Linked DNA regions of Homo sapiens: region 1 is linked to region 2. Evidence: chromatin loops called from intact Hi-C (ENCODE). Cell type or tissue: OCI-LY7. All regions are shown on one strand. Each heading gives the region's core, and the rest is flanking DNA. Links, peaks and the distances in the headings are about the cores only.

Region 1 (8,341 bases), core at 29-8,028, 51 kb after region 2:
TTTTTTTTCTTGAGACAGGGTCTCACTCCGTTGCCCAGGCTGGAGTGTAGTGGTAAGATCAATTAGCTCACTGCAACCTTGAACTCCAGGGCTCAATGGATCCTCCCACCTCAGCCTCCCATGTAGCTGGGACTGCAGGCACATACCACCATACTTGGCTAATTAAAAAAATTTTTTTTTGTAGAGATGGAGTCCTGCTATGTTGCCCAGGCTGGTCTCTAACTCCTGGCCTCAAGCAATCCTCCCCACTCAGCCTCCCAAAGTCCTGGGATTACAGGGCTGAGCAACCTCACCTGGCCAGAAATGCAGATTTTTAGGCTCCACTCTAGAGCTGCTGAATCAGAAACTTTGGGGGTGAGACATGGGATTTCGTGTTTTACCATGTGCTCCAGGTCATTGCAATGCACAATAAAGTTTGAGAACCCACTGCTCAACAGCAATGAACTGAATGTTATGCAAATTCATTAATTTATGCAGCATAAATTTACTGAGCATCTACTATGTACCAGGCACGAGCATAGTGCTTCCTTTAGGAGGGAGATCAAAATGTCTCAGGACCCTCTGAGCCATTTAGACACATTGGGAGAGGGTAGGTAGGGGTAAGGAAGAGAACAAAATAGTGGATGTGAGAGAAAAAAGAGAAAGCTACAAAACTACCCAAAAACAATAATCATTTTACTGTGGCAGCTAAGCAGAAAGAGTATAAATATAGAGGAAAAAAATCTATTAAAAGAAGCAAGATTTCATGGTAATAATGAAAGAAACATGACAATATGACTTTATGACAGGTTTGTCTGAAAAATTATTGATGTTCTTTCCCCCATCTTTTGTCTTCAAAATAGCGCTTTAATTTCATAAATATGTTATCATCCTGAAAAAATAAATCTGAAAGAAAACTGAAAAAATCTGAAAGAGAACTCTCACTGAGCGTTCTCTCTCTCTAGGAAATCTCATGATACAAAGCAATTTGAGTGCAGGTAAATGCTAAAGGGATGTTACACCAACACTCAGTTCCTTGATTACTAGTATTTTCCTTACTTCCACAACTTCTTGTTTGTGACAGTTGGGATCAAGACTAAGAAGATTTTTTAGAATAAAAAATTACACAGTTTTGAGTTTCATTATCTAATTGGGTGTCAGTTATCTTGAAAGAAAATGAGAAGACTGGAATATTGTAACAGTAAACTCCACTAATGCTAAACTTTCTAAAGCAAAAACCTATCCTTTAATTTTTAACACAAAAGATTGGCACACTACAAGCAAATAATCCTATAGGTTATTATAATAAAAATGTACCATAGGGGAAAAATGTCTAAATGGATTGTTTTAATGAGGAATTGGCATTTACAACTATGCAGAAAATGTCTATTAGTTAGATTTTATTTATTCAGAATTTATAGCTGTTAGGACATTGTCCAGGCCTTCTGCTTTTGCAATGTCTATTAAAATGGGAGCTGGTTTTAAAAATTAACAGCATAAGCAACATTTAAAATAGGGAAGAAACTTAATGTGCTTAATTCAGCAAACTTTTCAAATAGTACTTGGTTATATCTAACATGTATTATCAGAAAATTTCTTTGTAACTTGGAAACGAGAAAAGAGAATGACTGGATTTTTTTTTTTTTTTGAGATGGAGTCTCGCTCTGTCCCCAGGCTGGAGTGCAGTGGCATGATCTCGGCTCACTGCAATCTCCGCCTCCCAGGTTCAAACGATTCTCCTTCCTCAGCCTCCCGAGTAGCTCGGACTATAGGCGTGCACCACCATGCCCAGCTAATTTTTGTATTTTTAGTAGAGACGGGGTTTCACCATGTTGGCCAGGATGGTCTCGATCTCCTGACCTCGTGATCCACCCATCTCGGCCTCCCAAAGTGCTGGGATTACAGGGGTCTGACTTTCTATTGGTTGGGCTATTTTACAGCTCAATAGGGGCAGAGGTTAACTTGTAGTTTCTGTCCAGCAGAGATGCAAATAATTTCTGTCCAGTGGAAAAGACAACCTCAATATTACAGTTTATTGCCCTGTTGTTTATTAACCAGTTTTGTATCTAACCCAACAATCTTATCCAAATATTCTTCTATAAATTGCCTATAGATATCTAGCTGCTCAAATGTTCTTTGAACTGGCTTTAACACCTTAGTGGTTCCTGCATTAAATAATTAGTTGAATAAAATCATTGGCATGTGTTCATTTTATATTTGCATGAGAGTTGTAATTTTGCCTTTTTGAGATTCATACTTTAGCAATAGTGGGCAATGACTTTTGTTTTTCTATTCATCAAAATAGCTCAAAGGCTGTTAGTTAAGCAATATTTCCAAAGTCATTAAGTAAGTTGTTGTTTTAATTCATAGAAGGCCGTGAAATTGATTCTACAAAAATCTTCCAAATCTCGATGTGTTATTATTCCTCCCCACTGGTATGAATTAGTGAGGTTCTGTTGCCTCAATACCTAATGATCATCTCGATGTCACACTATATGTGGCAGTGCCTGTGATGTGCTCTTTTGTTGTGGTGCCTAGAATTGCGTGTACATTAAAAAACAACAACAACAGTGACAAATACATTCCTCAGTATAAGCAAGATCATGGGGAAAAATAGATTGTAGTAAGAATAATAGAGATTACATCTATCATAGGAGAAAGAGAATTTCTAAAGTGCATTATTATCAGGAAGCAGGAATAAAACACCAGGCATGCAGATTTTCCCAATTCAGTTCTGAAATGCAAGCCAACATCATGCCAGCCGCTAAACGAAAACCAAGTCTTACTTAGCTGCCTCTGATGCTTCCCTCAGTTCTTCATCCAGTCTGCAGGAGCAAAAATTATTGGTGTGGAAAAGAAACAAAAGAGAAGCAAGCACAGCATGAGACAGTCACTCAGCAAAGCAGGGCCAAATGAAAGTGGTGCATATGTGCTTTTCGAAACTGTCTTCTGGAGCCCTGAGACGTACTCCTTCCATTAAATATGTTGTCATTGCCTCCCATTCAGTGTTTATGTACATTTACTTTGCAAATTCCTTCATAAAATGTAGACATAAGTTGCAAAGGGATCAGAAACATGCTGGCTGAATAAAGCTGAAAACATCCACGTCAGTCTGGTGGGTACAGTTCAAGTTAGCTTGCAGCCTGGGCCAAGTCAGGGATGTATCTGGTTTAGTAGGTTTCAGTTGCAAATTAGGTTGACCTCAACAGCTTTACACACAGGACAAAGACTGAAAATGGCATACAAAAGACTGATACAGTGACCTCTTGCTCTGGTAGCTTGTTGAGGTCACCCACAAGTAAAACACTGGTGTACACACACAGGGTCCAGCATGAATAGGAGATCAGGAGATTTTACCTCACACTTCTCTTATAAGATCTCTCTTCATCGTACCTTACAAGATAAAAAACGAGTGCCATAAGGAAAATGAGCAAACAGATGGGAAAAATGACAAGTAAATGATTTAAATGACAGTCAAATCATGAGAGAAAATGCCTATCCAGATACAGTCATGCACCATGTAACATCATTTGGGTCAGTGATGGACCACATATATGGTAGTGGTCCCCTAAATTAGAATACCATAATTTGACAGTATCTTTTCTACGTGTACATACACAAATACTTACCATGGTGTTATAGCTGCCTGCAGTATTCAGTACAGTAACATGCTGTACAGGTGTGTAGCCTAGGAGCAACAGGTTATAGCAGATAGCCTAGGTGGTGTAGTGGTCTCTACCATCGGGGTGGTTTGTATAAGTTCACTATGATGTCTACACAATGATGAAAACATCTAAAGACGCACTTCTCAGAACATGTCTCTGTCATTAGGTGATGTATGATGGTAATAATAAAATTGACATTTGGGGGAAATCTTATTTTCATTAGAAAACAATCAATGTTTATAATTTATAAATATATGCAGTCAAACCTCATTATTTGCAGATTCTATATTTGTAAATTTGCCTCTTCACTAGCATGTATTTATAAACACAAAATCAATACAAAGTACTTTTTGGGTCACTTGTGGACATGTGCAGAGTGGAGAAAAATTTGAGTTGCCCAACATTCATGTTGCCACCTGGCAATGTGTGAGGCTCTGTCTTCTTGTTTCATACTGTAAACAAGTGTCCTTTTCACAACCTTTTTAGTGCCTTTTTTTCCGCTCATTTTTGTATTTTTCCTTGGTGATTTTGCTGTTCAAATTGGCTTCCAAGCATAGGGCTGAAATACTGTATTGGGAATACTAGTATTCCCAAGTGCAGGAAAGCTGTGATGTGCCTTATGAAGAAAATATGTGTATTAGATAAGCTTTGTTTATGCACAAGTTACAATACTGTTGGCCATGAGTTCAATGTTCATAAATCAACAATGTATACTAAGTAAGGTTCATTTAAACAGAAACACACATAAAAAAAGGTTATATATTGATTGATTGATGAAAACATTGTGACCAGATGCTTGCAGGAACTGAACATCCTGTATTTTCCCTTGGAACACTATTTCAGTATTCACTAATTAAGTGTTTGCAGTGACTTTATAGAACATAACTGCCACAAATAATGAGAATCAACTGTAACCAATGATTATAAATTTGGTTCTAGGTTGGGCAAGTTTTTCTTTCATTTAAGCCCTTTGATGACAGGCTCCATCTCAGCTGAGGACTGGTTGTGGGAGTGGCTGAGATTAGATCCTTTGAATGTTATTCAGTGATAAAAAGGAGCCATGGCTCGTATCCATTTGAAATTTGCAAAACATGAAATTGAGGTGATGAAGGTCAGTAACAGAAATGGCAGAAAGGACATCCCAAGGAGATGAATTACAGAAAACAGAACACATGGACATGTGGGCAGCACATGAATGGTGGTAAATTTCTTTCTCCAGAAAAAAATTTTTCCAACTAGAACCCTTCCTCCTGAAGTAACTTTTCCCAAATGGAGCCCTTGAAAACTGATGTGTGCAGTTGAATGAAAAATGTCCTAGGTATACTTAACTTCTCATTTGAACTTTCCCATATGATGGAGAGTCTCTAAAAGCAACAGGTGTAACAATAAATAAGATTCTGGATTGCGAACTCTGTGCTGGGAGGCTTTGCAAGTGCTTTGTGTACCCTGTTTGCATTCAACCCTCAGAACCATTCCAGGAAGTGCAACTTACTTCCTTACTTTACAGATGCTGAAGCTGAGACTCAGAATATTTTAATTAATTAATCATTTTAATAGATGACTTGAAGTCTCAGAGACATTGAGAGGTAGGAGAGAAGGTTCAAATCTAAGTCTCTAAAGCCCATTCACTTTTCATTCTATTGCCTCTGTCACACCATGGAAGTGTTACCGTGTTTACTTGGAAAGTGGTCAATGCTCAATTCCACTAGAAGAGAGAATGTCCTTGTCATCTTATAGAATGTGAGTGTTTCCATACTTCTTCATCTTTTTTTTTTCTTCTTCTTTTTTGAGACAGCGTCTCACTCTGTCAACCAGGCTTGAGTGCAGTGGTGCGATCTCGGCTCACTGCAATTTCCGCCTCCCAGGCTCAAGCAATCCTACCACTTTAATCTCTTGAGTAGCTAGGACTACAGGTGCATGCTACCACACCCGGCTAATTTTTGTGTTTTTTTCATAGAGATGGGGTGGCGGGGGGCTCACCATGTTGCCCAGGCTGGTCTTGAACTCCTGGACTCAAGCTATCCACCCTCCTCAGACTCCCAAAGTGCTAAGATTACAGGTGTGAGGCATCCCTCTCTGCCTCCATACTTTTTAAATTTAAAGAGTAGAAGTGGGATTTGAAGACGGAGTACACCTTTTTGAGGCAGCAGCCCAGAGCTATGAGGTATGCTGGTTGTGGAAACGCTGTGAAGCTAATGAGGGTTGAAGCCGTCATTAGGATCTAATGAACACTCCGTTTGATTCAGCTGAGCCCAGCTGACCACCGGAAGCCCAGTCAGTATCCTGTGTTCACGCCCGATATTGCTTATGTAGGAGAACCAAATGAATCTACTTCTGAGGTTTGAATTTTGAAGGATTCTCTGAGAGAGGTAAAGGAATCTACTAGAAAAGGACATGGGAATTTTAGTGCCAGGCTGACCTGAATTTGAATTTCCGTTCCATCTCTTCCTGGTTCCTACTTATACTGTGCATAAGTAACTTCCTACTAAGTTACGTCCCCTGCATCTGTAAAACAGGGGTTTACTATAAGAGTTAAATAAATGATATAAATAGAGCACTGCTATGCTTGGCATATCATAGACACACATTACATGAGAATTCTTTCCTTCCAGTTTCTAGGCTGGGCCTTTTTAATTAATTAATTAATTTTTTAAAGTGAGAGGACTCTTTTTTGGAATCCCAAACGAGAGGTACATTTTGCTATCCATTTTATGGAGGAAGATGAATGATACTTGCCTGTTTTCTTTGAGCTAATGGTTAAGTCCCTCTCCATTCAAATGAAATGAAAAAAGCTAGTGATTCAGATACAGTGAACAACAACAAAAAAAAAGACACACAGAAAACAATCGTTCTTTGCAACAATGTACCAGATACAACTGTTCATTCTCCGATATCCCTGTTTTAAAATCCCAGCTCCAAGTATTTATTTTGTTAAATTTTATCCTAGTTTTTGTAGCATCATCCTGAGACCTTCAGTACCCATGCAGGATGCTGACGCTGATACTGCGTTACCCTCTATTGAGCAAGGAAACCATTCCTCACCACCTCACCCACCACTGGGCAAATGCCCTCTACTTAATCATGACAAACAAAAAAGGTTTAGAAGAAACAGAGAAAGAGTTATTTCTTTCTATTTTCCTAGCATCATGCAGATAAATTACTTTGTATAAGACAATAAAGAAATCCAAGCTATGCTAAGACCGTCTTGTGTCTGTGCAGAGTGGGGGACACAAGAAACTGATACACTGTTAACCAGTAGAGACAGTATACCAATTAACCAATGTAACTGTTACTTTTTCCAAAGTGGTAGTAAAGTTCAAGCTAAAAATGAACAATAATCAAATAACCCCAGGAAAAGATTAGGTGAAAGAGGATCTAAAAGAACACAACAATTATCTATAGGTTATAGGAAAAAATTGTATTTATTGGAGGATATTTAATATTGTTTTAAAAATAAGATAGTGCCATTTCCCCTGTTCCAGAACTGACCTCTTTTCCAACCCACTTCTCCAAACACACACTTTTTTTTTTTTTTGATACAGGGTCTCACTGCCACCAGGCTGGAGTACAGTGGCACGATCACAGCTCACTGCAGCCTTGACTTCCCAGGATCAGGTGATCCTCCCATCTCAGCCCCCTGAATAGCTGGACTACAGGCAAATGCCATCACGCCTGGCTAATTTTTATATATTTAGTAGGAATGGGGTTTTGCTATGTTGTCCAGGCTGATTGCAAACTCCTGGGCTCAACTGATTCTTCCACTCAGCCTCCCAAAGTGCTAGGATTACAGGCGTGAGCCACCACACCCAGCCTCAAACTAGTACTATTTCTTAACACATCTCTGAAACTGTCAGGACTTACTTGATGATGCTCTCTGGAATGTGGATGCAATCCATTGGGATCAGCCCACTGAGTTCTGATAAGCTATTGACATATTTAATTTTACTGCTGAATTTTGAACTAAAAAAAAAAAAAAGAAAAAAATATGTATCATTAGTCACTACCTTATCCATTCTAAGGCTATTGCCTTTTCTTGAAAATCCTGATACTTAACACCTTGCCACAGCACTCTTACTAAGAGGCTAACATTATTTGACGAGTTACAATGTGCCAGACACTGTTTTGTTGTTGTTGGTGGTGATGTTTTATTCTGTTTTTAAAATTTATTTTTTAAATTGCCATGTAAAAAAGTATAACATGATGTTCTGAAATATGTATACGTTGTGGAATGGCTGAACTGAGCTAATTTACGTATGTATTACTTCACATGCTTTTTTTTTTTTTGATACTTAAAATCTACTCTCTTAGCAATTTTCTAGGATGCAATACATTGTTATTAGCTCTGGTCACCATGTTGTTCAATAGGGCTCTGGAACTTATGCCTCTTAACCGAAATTTTGTGGTTTTTGACCAACATTTCCTCACTCCCAACCCCCAGCTTCTGGTAACCACCATTCCACTCTCTACTTCTATAAGCTCAACTTTTTTAGATGCCACATATAAGTGAGATCATGCAGTATTTGGCCAAATGCTGTCTTAAGTGGTTTACACATATGAATGCAGGTATTTCTTATTACAGCCTAGTGAGGTAGACACTATTATTATCCTATTTTCAAAGATAAGGAAACAGATACAGAGCAGTTAAGTGTTTACCCAAGGTCTCACCATTAGTAAATGGCAGAGCCTATACTAACCTG
Region 2 (8,341 bases), core at 39-8,038:
CAGTGGTACCAACAGTTGTCCAACCCATGGGACCCTATAAGCCGCCAGGGCCTTGCCTGCATCCAGTACCTGATAGAGTCCAGTAGCTATGTTACTAAGGAGGGTCAGTAGGCAGACAGCAGTTGCTCCTCCACTTCCTTGACTTATAATGATAAACCTATTGTAAGTCAAAAATGCATTAATACACCTAACCTATCAAACATCATAGCTTAGCCTAGCCTACCTGAGTATGTTTCCATACTCAGAACTCTTGTTAGCCTACAGTTGGACAAAACCATCTATAATACAGTGTTAAACATCTCATGTCATGTACTGAACACAACACATTAGAGTACAGTATCGGTTGTTTACCCTCGTGATCAAGTGGCTGAGTGGGAGCTATGGTTCCAAGATCAGGATGCCAGCAGATCTGGTGTCTGATGAGGCTTACTTCCTAGTTTTTAGAGCAGCAACTTCTAACTGTGTCCTCACATGGTGGGAGGAGCAAATGAACTCCCTTGGACCTATTTTATAAGGGCACTAATCCCATTTGTGAGGGCCCTGCTCACATGACCTAATTACTTCCCTAAATGCCCCACCTCCTAATGTGTCAGCATAGGAGTTAGTATTTCAACATAGAAAGTTTAGGGGGACACAACATTCAGACCACAGCAGATGATTATTTAAAACATGGAAAAGTACTCATGAGAAAATAATAAGTATTGACTGAATACATAAAACATGCCACATACTGGGCTAAGTACTTTACATCCATGATCTTATTTAAATCTCTCATAAACCCCAAGATAAGGGAGTAGATTGTTCCTGTTTGATACAGGAGGAAACTGAGGCTTATAGCAGTTTGGAAAATAACTTAAAGTCACATACAGTGGCAGAAGCCAGATGAGGAACTTGGTCAGTCAGTTTCAAAACCTGTGCTTAACCACTGTGCTACTTTCACACAGCACACAGAAGGAATCTAATGGCATGCTATGATTACAGCCGTTTAATACGGAGACAAGACTCATAATAGTTCATAATAGTCACTGTGTCAGGGTGGTGCAATTTTGTTTCGTTTTCCTCTGTTTTCCAAAGCTATCCTTGAGGAAACTTTTTCCTAGTGCAAAGCTTTTCATTGGGATGGTATGTTTCTTTAAATGGAAGGAGACTAATTTTACCATTTAAAAAGTGGTATTTATTTTTAAAAACATAAAAGAAATTCCTTTTCAATAATAATGAGATGGGGCATCGCCGCGGAGCCTCGGTTGGCCTCGGATAGCCGGTCCCCCGCCTGTCCCCGCCGGCGGGCCGCCCCGCCGTGCGCCGGGACCGGGGTCCGGGGCGGAGTGCCCTTCCTCCTGGGAAACGGGGTGCGGCCGGAAAGGCGGCCGCCCCCTCGCCCGTCACGCAACGCACGTTCGTGGGGAACCTGGCGCTAAACCATTCGTAGACGACCTGCTTCTGGGTCGGGGTTTCCTACTTAGCAGAGCAGCTCGTTCGATGCGATCTATTGAAAGTCAGCCCTCGACACAAGGGTTTGTTAAAAAAAAAAGAAAAAAGAAAAAAGAAAAAAAGAAAGGGAAAAAAATAATAATAACAAAAGCAAATAAGTAATAATAATAATAATAATAATGAGATGGGAAATGTGGCCATGTGTTTTTCTTGTGCTTTTGCACATTCTCTCTAGGCTTTGTCTGTGGTCATGGAATAAGAAAAGCCTTTTGGTTGCCTTGTTTGGAATAGGTGCGGCTTTACTTCATTCTCCACCTGAGAGGGTAGTTTACTGCATGGGGCATTTTGTTTGCTGGGAAAAGAATCCATGTATGAATCATACCACTTAACATTTCCCTGCCAGCGCTGTGTGCATCTTTTGATGTGACATATTTTTGTTTGTTTGTTCTTTTCTATTTTCGTTGTTCTTCTTCTTAAAAATGACAACTAACTTTGTTTAAAAAAAATTGTGTTAAACAATCTCAAAGTTACAGACACTTTGTAAGAACAGTACAAAGAACATCCCTTGAACCAGTTGATAGTAAGTTGACTACCTTGGATAGTAAGTATCTCCCCTGGATACGTTAGTGTGTGTTTCCTAAAAACAGGACATTCTTTTACAACCATACTGTTTTTAAACTATGCAAGTTAACACTGTTGTATTACAGCAATTTAATCCTCAGACCGCATTCAAGTTTCATCAATTGTCCAGTGAATCCATCACAGTTAAAGAATCCACTTGAGAATCCTTTGTTGCATTTAGTTGTCAATGATTTTAGTCTTCTGTCTGCAGTGGTTAGTTTCTCTATCTTTCCTTGACTGTTCTGACTTGGGTGCTTTTGAAGATTACAGGCCAGTTATTTTGTAGAAGTCACTCAATTTGGCTTTGTCTGATATGGGACTCAATTCATTCAATTCATGCATCTTTGGCAGGAATTTCTCAAGTGACCCTTAATACTTTTTCTTTTTTGAGACGGAGTCTCGCTCTGTTGCCCAGGCTGGAGTGCAGTGGCGCGATCTCAGCTCAGTACAATCTCCACCTCCCAGGTTCACGCCATTCTCCTGCTTCAGCCTCCTGAGTAGCTGGGACTACAGGTGCCCGCCACCATGCCTGGCTAATTTTTAATATTTTTTAGTAGAGACAGGGTTTCACCGTGTTAGCCAGGAGGGACCCTTAATACTTTTTACTGGATCCTATCAGGGATGCACAAATTCAATTTTCCCATGACTGCTGATTGTTCACTTTGATCATTGGTTAAGGTGCTGTCTGCTTTTCTTCTCCATTAGGAAGTTACTATTTTTCCTGCTATCATTAATACATATTTTATGCAGGAGGTTCTATGTAAATATTCCATTCGTCCTCAAACCTTCCATTTATCCATATACTAACATTATTAGGACTCATAGTTTTCTACTTTATTTAAGGAGTTATAATCCATTACAACAGTGATTCATTTTGATGATGAAGCTGGTTTCTGTGTCCTTTTGATATATCTCTATCATTTCCTTGCTTTCTGACACAAGGTTCATACTCAAGTTTCCTACCTCAGTCCTGGAATCAGGACTTGAATCCTGGAATCCTTGAAATCTCTCCAAGAAGCCCTGGTTTCTTTTAGTGGAGAATGGTATCTAGAAGAGGAAATCTGGGCTGTGTTTATTGCTAAGAGAGATTCTCTTAGTAGACAGAGTTGGAGGATGTATGTAAGTATATAGCTGCATAAAAATATATGAAAGTATATACATACATACACACAAACACACATATACATTGTCATCTGTATTTTTTAATCTATCTATATTGAAAACTGTAAGTGCACCCCAATAGTTTTCTTTTTTCCACATCTGTGACTCTGAACTCCAACAGTTAAGAAATCTGGCTCCCATTATCCTTAAGTCTCCTTATTTGCTCAATCCCCCTGTAGGAAGCCAGTCTCCTATCAGAGCCACTGTCCCCCTTACCCCTCACACACCCTCCTTACCCTGTCCTTGCTCTGACCTGCCACCACCACCCCTCAGAAACTGCCCTTACCCTGCTTTGACTCGGTCCATGACATGCTGCTGACCCCGCATGGACATCATCCTCACCCCATCAGGGTTCTGGTTCCCTACCCAAGGGCTATGTGCCATGCAGTTCCCCTCCTTGGCCCCTTGGGCTGTGACTCCCTACACAAGGCACTCCCGGCTGTGGCGGTGTCATCCTTACCCAGCAGGGTCTCCAGGTCCCCATACCAGTTTGCGGGCATCTTCCTTGGACTCTACACCTATGCTAGGCTGTCTCTCCATGGGGCTTCCCTCCTCGTCGTGCTGGGGTTCCCACCCCCACTACAGGCACCCCTCTTAGCTGGAAGCCCTTCTTGTCTACTTAGGCTCTCTGATATACCAGGCTGTCCTCAATCATGAATACCCTCCTCACCCTGTTCAGGGGAGACACCTATGCTGGGCCATCACCCCTACTTCAGAGTAACCAACTTTCTCTGCCCTGCTGAATGACATTAGGACTGAATTCTTCCAGTAGAAAAGGGAAGAAGACAAGGAGAAAGAGGAAAAGAAACATGATGTTTCTTCTGAGCCCTAAATCATCACCACGACCAACCCTGAGTCAGCACTTAAGTTGACAGGAGAGTTGGCTTCTGATCAAGTATATTTTGGTGGCCACCTCTGGGCAAGGAGCTAAAGGCCTAAGTAATAAAGATCCTCAGGAGACAGGGCCTCCAGCTAGAAGTGAGGAAGCCCGGAGTCCAGTCCTGACCCTACCTTTTCCAGCAGTATTGTTGTTCTACCTCCAGTCCTTTGTATTACGGGGTGATAAGGAAATACACTAATCAACAAATAAGATGCCTGATAAGACTACCTTTCTCCAAATATATAACGTTGTTGTGAAAAGGAAGCAAGATTAGGTGTTTTGAAATGTCTTGAAAACTTTAAATATCTAGGCAAATGTGACATTTTTATAAGAAAAATATTTTGTCAGGAAATATTAATGTAATGGGAATTTTTATTAGGGCAATCCTATTATCTTTATGACTTAAAAAATTGATGTGAATAGGCTGGGTGCAGTGGCTCATGCCCGTAATCCCAGCACTTTGGGAGGCTAAGGCGGGTGGATCACTTGAGCTCAGGAGTTTGAGACCAGCCTGGCCAACATGATGAAACCCCAGTCTCTACTAAAAATACAAAAATTAGCCAGGCATGGTGGCAGGCACTTGTAATCTCAGCTACTGGGGAGGCTGAGGCAGGAGAATCGCTTGAACCCAGGAGGTAGAGGTTTCAGTGAGCTGAGATCGCGCCACTGCACTCCAGCCTGGGCAACAGAGTGAGACTTTGTCTGAAAAATAAATAAATAAAAAAATAGGCCGAGTGCGGTGGCTCACACCTGTAATCCCAACACTTTTGGAGGCCAAGGCAGGCGGATCACGAGGTCAGGAGATCCAGACCATCCTGGCTAACATGGTGAAACCCTGTCTCTACTAAAAATACAAAAAATTAGCCGGGCATGGTGGCGGGTGCCTGTAGTCCCAGCTACTCAGGAGGCTGAGACAGGAGAATGGCGTGAACCTGGGTGGCGGAGCTTGCAGTGAGCCGAGATCACGCTACTGCACTCCAGCCTGGGTGACAGAGTGAGACTCCATCTCAAAATAAATAAACAAATAAATAAAAATAAAATAATTTGATGTGAATAAAATATATCCCAATACATAGAGCTGAAAATGTGTGCTGGGGAAATAATATATGGGATGCCTGGGTGGAGGTAGGGGCAGTACACAGCCATAACATGCTAGATCCTGTGAGACCAGAACCCAGTAAGCTGATGGGGAGTGTGTTGAAGAGCTTCCAATTTAACTCAATTTGCCTGTTTAGCTGATTTCACTACTGTGAACTTTGAAACAGCAAGATTCCTCCTATGATCATATCCCCACCTCCAAATTTACTTCTCTTTATTTCATCTGTAGAAATAACCTCTGGGTTCTGATACACTTAGGAGCTTCTAGGGCTTCCCTTATCTTTACTGTCTACTGTCTAGATATGTATGGAATCTAGTTGAACTATCCCCTGTGTCAGTAAAAGAAGCTAACTAAATGGTATCTCTGGGTCTGAAGATTTCTTGATTCCTACGGCTTTCATTTACGCAAAAGGAAAGAACTTGATTTTTTTTCTGTATATTATGAATAAAATCTCATTTTTGGCGCTTTTATGAGATACTCTAATACATATTTAAATTGCTTTTCATTTATTCTTGGATTCTAGAATAATACGTTAGTAAGTACAAAACCAAACCAACAAAGAACCTCAAAACTACTAGCCCTACACTGATTACACATAAAGACTGGACTCTAACATTGCTCTGTGTTCTAAGGGGCCTGGGCTTCATTTTTAAGATTCAAGAAAAAAAGCACAAAAAGGAACCCAGCCCTTTCAAAAGAAGAAATGAGGATGAAGGTGGGGGAAGGCAGAGTTAAGCTAAATCTCCGTGCTAGAGAAAGAGCGTGTGTATTACAAGGAAGTGGTCTGTTCTAGCAGGCAGTTGGGCGATGAGGTTGAGGGAGGTGGAACAGTTGACTCATGGCTCCGTCTTGCATTTGGTTTGCTGCTAAGAGCCTTTAAAATTCTTAACTATTTCTGGGGGCTTTCTTAGCTCAGTAGTCACTGAGAGAAATGAGCTGAGCTAAGGAGTGCAAGGGGAAACAGGCTCCCTGAAGGGTGACCCAGAGGGTGTCGCTTTCTGGGCACTGGTTTTAACTGGATTGGATGACATTTGGGGATTAAGTCAGTCTCCTGGATATCTCATTATTCATCCATTTGTTCCTTTTGGAAATAGTTATTGCATACATAGGGTTTTCAGATGATTTAAACCAAAACACCAGACTCACAAAAAATTTATAGACAAAAATAATCATATTCCATTGATATGGAAAACTTATTGATGATCAGTTAAAGATGGTGGTTTCAACATCTATGTTTATCTCTGTTCTCTCCAAACATTCCAATAAAATGAAAATGGATGATTTTTTTTTTTTTTTTTTTTTTTTTTGAGACGGAGTCTCACTCTGTCGCCTAGGCTGGAGTGCAGTGGTGCAGTCTTGGCTCACTGCAAGCTCCGCCTCCCGGGTTCACGCCATTCTCCTGCGTCAGCCTCCCGAGTAGGTGGGACTACAGGCGCCCGCCACCACGCCCGGCTAATTTTTTGTATTTTTAGTAGAGACGGGGTTTCACTGTGTTAGCTGGGATGGTCTCGATCTCCTGACCTCGTGATCCGCCCGCCTCAGCCTCCCAAAGTGCTGGGGTTACAGGCGCAAGCCACCGTGCCTGGCCGATTTTTTTTTTTTTAAGGCACAAACCCATAAGGACAAAGAGACTTGGAGTGGAGGAAACACCAAGGAAAAATGGAAAGATGGAAAGCTGACGGATGAGTGTGAGCTGACCCAGCAGATTCGGTGAGGCCAACACCTAAGCTGGCAGTGAGGGAAAGTGAGTCATCCATCCTATTTGCACCACAGAACCACAAAAATGCTCAGAAATTGGGGCCACCAGGAATTTCTAAAATGAGGGTAAATGGGAAAACAGAGTCAGTCAAAAGTCTTTTTAAGAAGCAGTTAGGCCGGGCGCAGTGGCTCACGCCTGTAATCCCAGCACTTTGGGAAGCCGAGGCGGGCGGAACACGAGGTCAAGAGATGTGAAACCCCGTCTCTACTAAAAAAAAACTACAAAAAATTAGCTGGGCGTGGTGACGGGCGCCTGCTACTCAGGAGGCTGAGGCAGGAGAATGGTGTGAACCTGGGAGGTGGAGCTTGCAGTGAGCTGAGATCGCACCACTGCACTCCAGCCTGGGCGACAGAGCGAGACTCCGTCTCAAATAAATAAATAAAGAAGCAATTAGACTCCCAGCTTCCTTCTCAATGCCTTGCAGCAGAAGACCTGCCCCTCCCCTCACCTTTGCACTAGACTGGAAATTTAGTTTCTAGAGCTGTACTGCTCAATACGGCAGCCACTAAGTACATGTGGTTTCCGAACTCTTTAAGTCTGGTTATTCTAAATTGAAATGTGGGTTAAGTGTGAAATACATGCCAGATTCTGAAGGCTCGGTACAATTATAAAAGATTTTTAAAAACATTGATTATATGTTGTAGGCTGGGCTCAGTGGCTCACACCTGTAATCACAGCACTTTGGGAGGCTGAGGAGGATGGATCACTTGAGCCCAGAAGTTCAAGATCAGCCCGGGCAACATAGCAAAATCCCATCTCTACAAAAAATACAAAAATTAGCCAGGTATGGAGGCACATGTGTGTAGTCCCAGCAACTTGGGAAGCTGAGGCAGGAGAATCACCTGAGCCTGGGAAGGTCAAGATTGCGGTAAGCCATGGTAACATCACTGCACTCCAACCTGGGCAACAGGGCAAGACTCTTATCTCAATAAATAAGTAAATAATGGAAACATTGATTATATGTTGAAACAATAATATTTTTGATCAATGGGATTAAATAAAACACATTAAAATTAATTTCTCCTGTATATTTTTATTATTTTTTCATGTGACTGATAGAAAATCTAAAATGACTTCCGTGGCTCCCATGAGATTTCTGTTGGACAGCGCTGCTCCGGAGAGTATGAACCAATGGTGACTAGGGGACAAGGGGACAGCAGAGGAGTTTCCACACTGAGAATAGGTTGGTCAAGCAAAAGCTAAGATTAAAGAGAGCCCAGTCCTCTCTCTCACCCAGATCCCAGAGTGCTGGCAGCTAGTCTCCTAACCCACAAGTAGGAGATGGCAATATTCACTTCAGGGGAAGCTGACCAGCCTGAGGAAAGTTCTAAAGATGCAGAAGCAGACACCATCAGCCTTCTGCCCGTGTCCCTCTTAGCATCCACTTCTG

Evidence for each region. A loop is a pair of places that touch in the nucleus more often than their neighbours do. Peaks named below come from ENCODE experiments on the same cell type or tissue, not always from the same donor. Only the 100,000 strongest peaks of a DNase experiment are listed, where the experiment ranks them.
Region 1: it touches region 2 in a loop (2.7-fold over the local background); 5 of 110 quality-filtered maps call a loop at or near these places.

The regions. Positions count from the first base shown.
Region 1 is chr9:76,621,687-76,630,027 of GRCh38, forward strand. PRUNE2 (prune homolog 2 with BCH domain) reads right to left here. Exons shown (of 19, transcript NM_015225.3): 16 at 7,506-7,604; 17 at 2,766-2,804. The region is part of intron 5 of LOC105376095 (a long non-coding RNA gene); the gene reads left to right. Among named protein-coding and RNA genes, the nearest start is that of PCA3, 140 kb to the right of the region's middle. In OCI-LY7, for the core only: no CTCF peak of the experiment used is centred there; a DNase peak (open chromatin) is centred at 3,155; H3K4me3 peaks cover 421 bases.
Region 2 is chr9:76,570,515-76,578,855 of GRCh38, forward strand. No RefSeq gene overlaps it. Among named protein-coding and RNA genes, the nearest start is that of GCNT1, 120 kb to the left of the region's middle. RefSeq lists a silencer at 784-863. In OCI-LY7, for the core only: a CTCF peak has its summit at 3,696; DNase peaks (open chromatin) are centred at 927, 5,997 and 7,197; H3K4me3 peaks cover 2,612 bases; H3K27ac peaks cover 3,874 bases.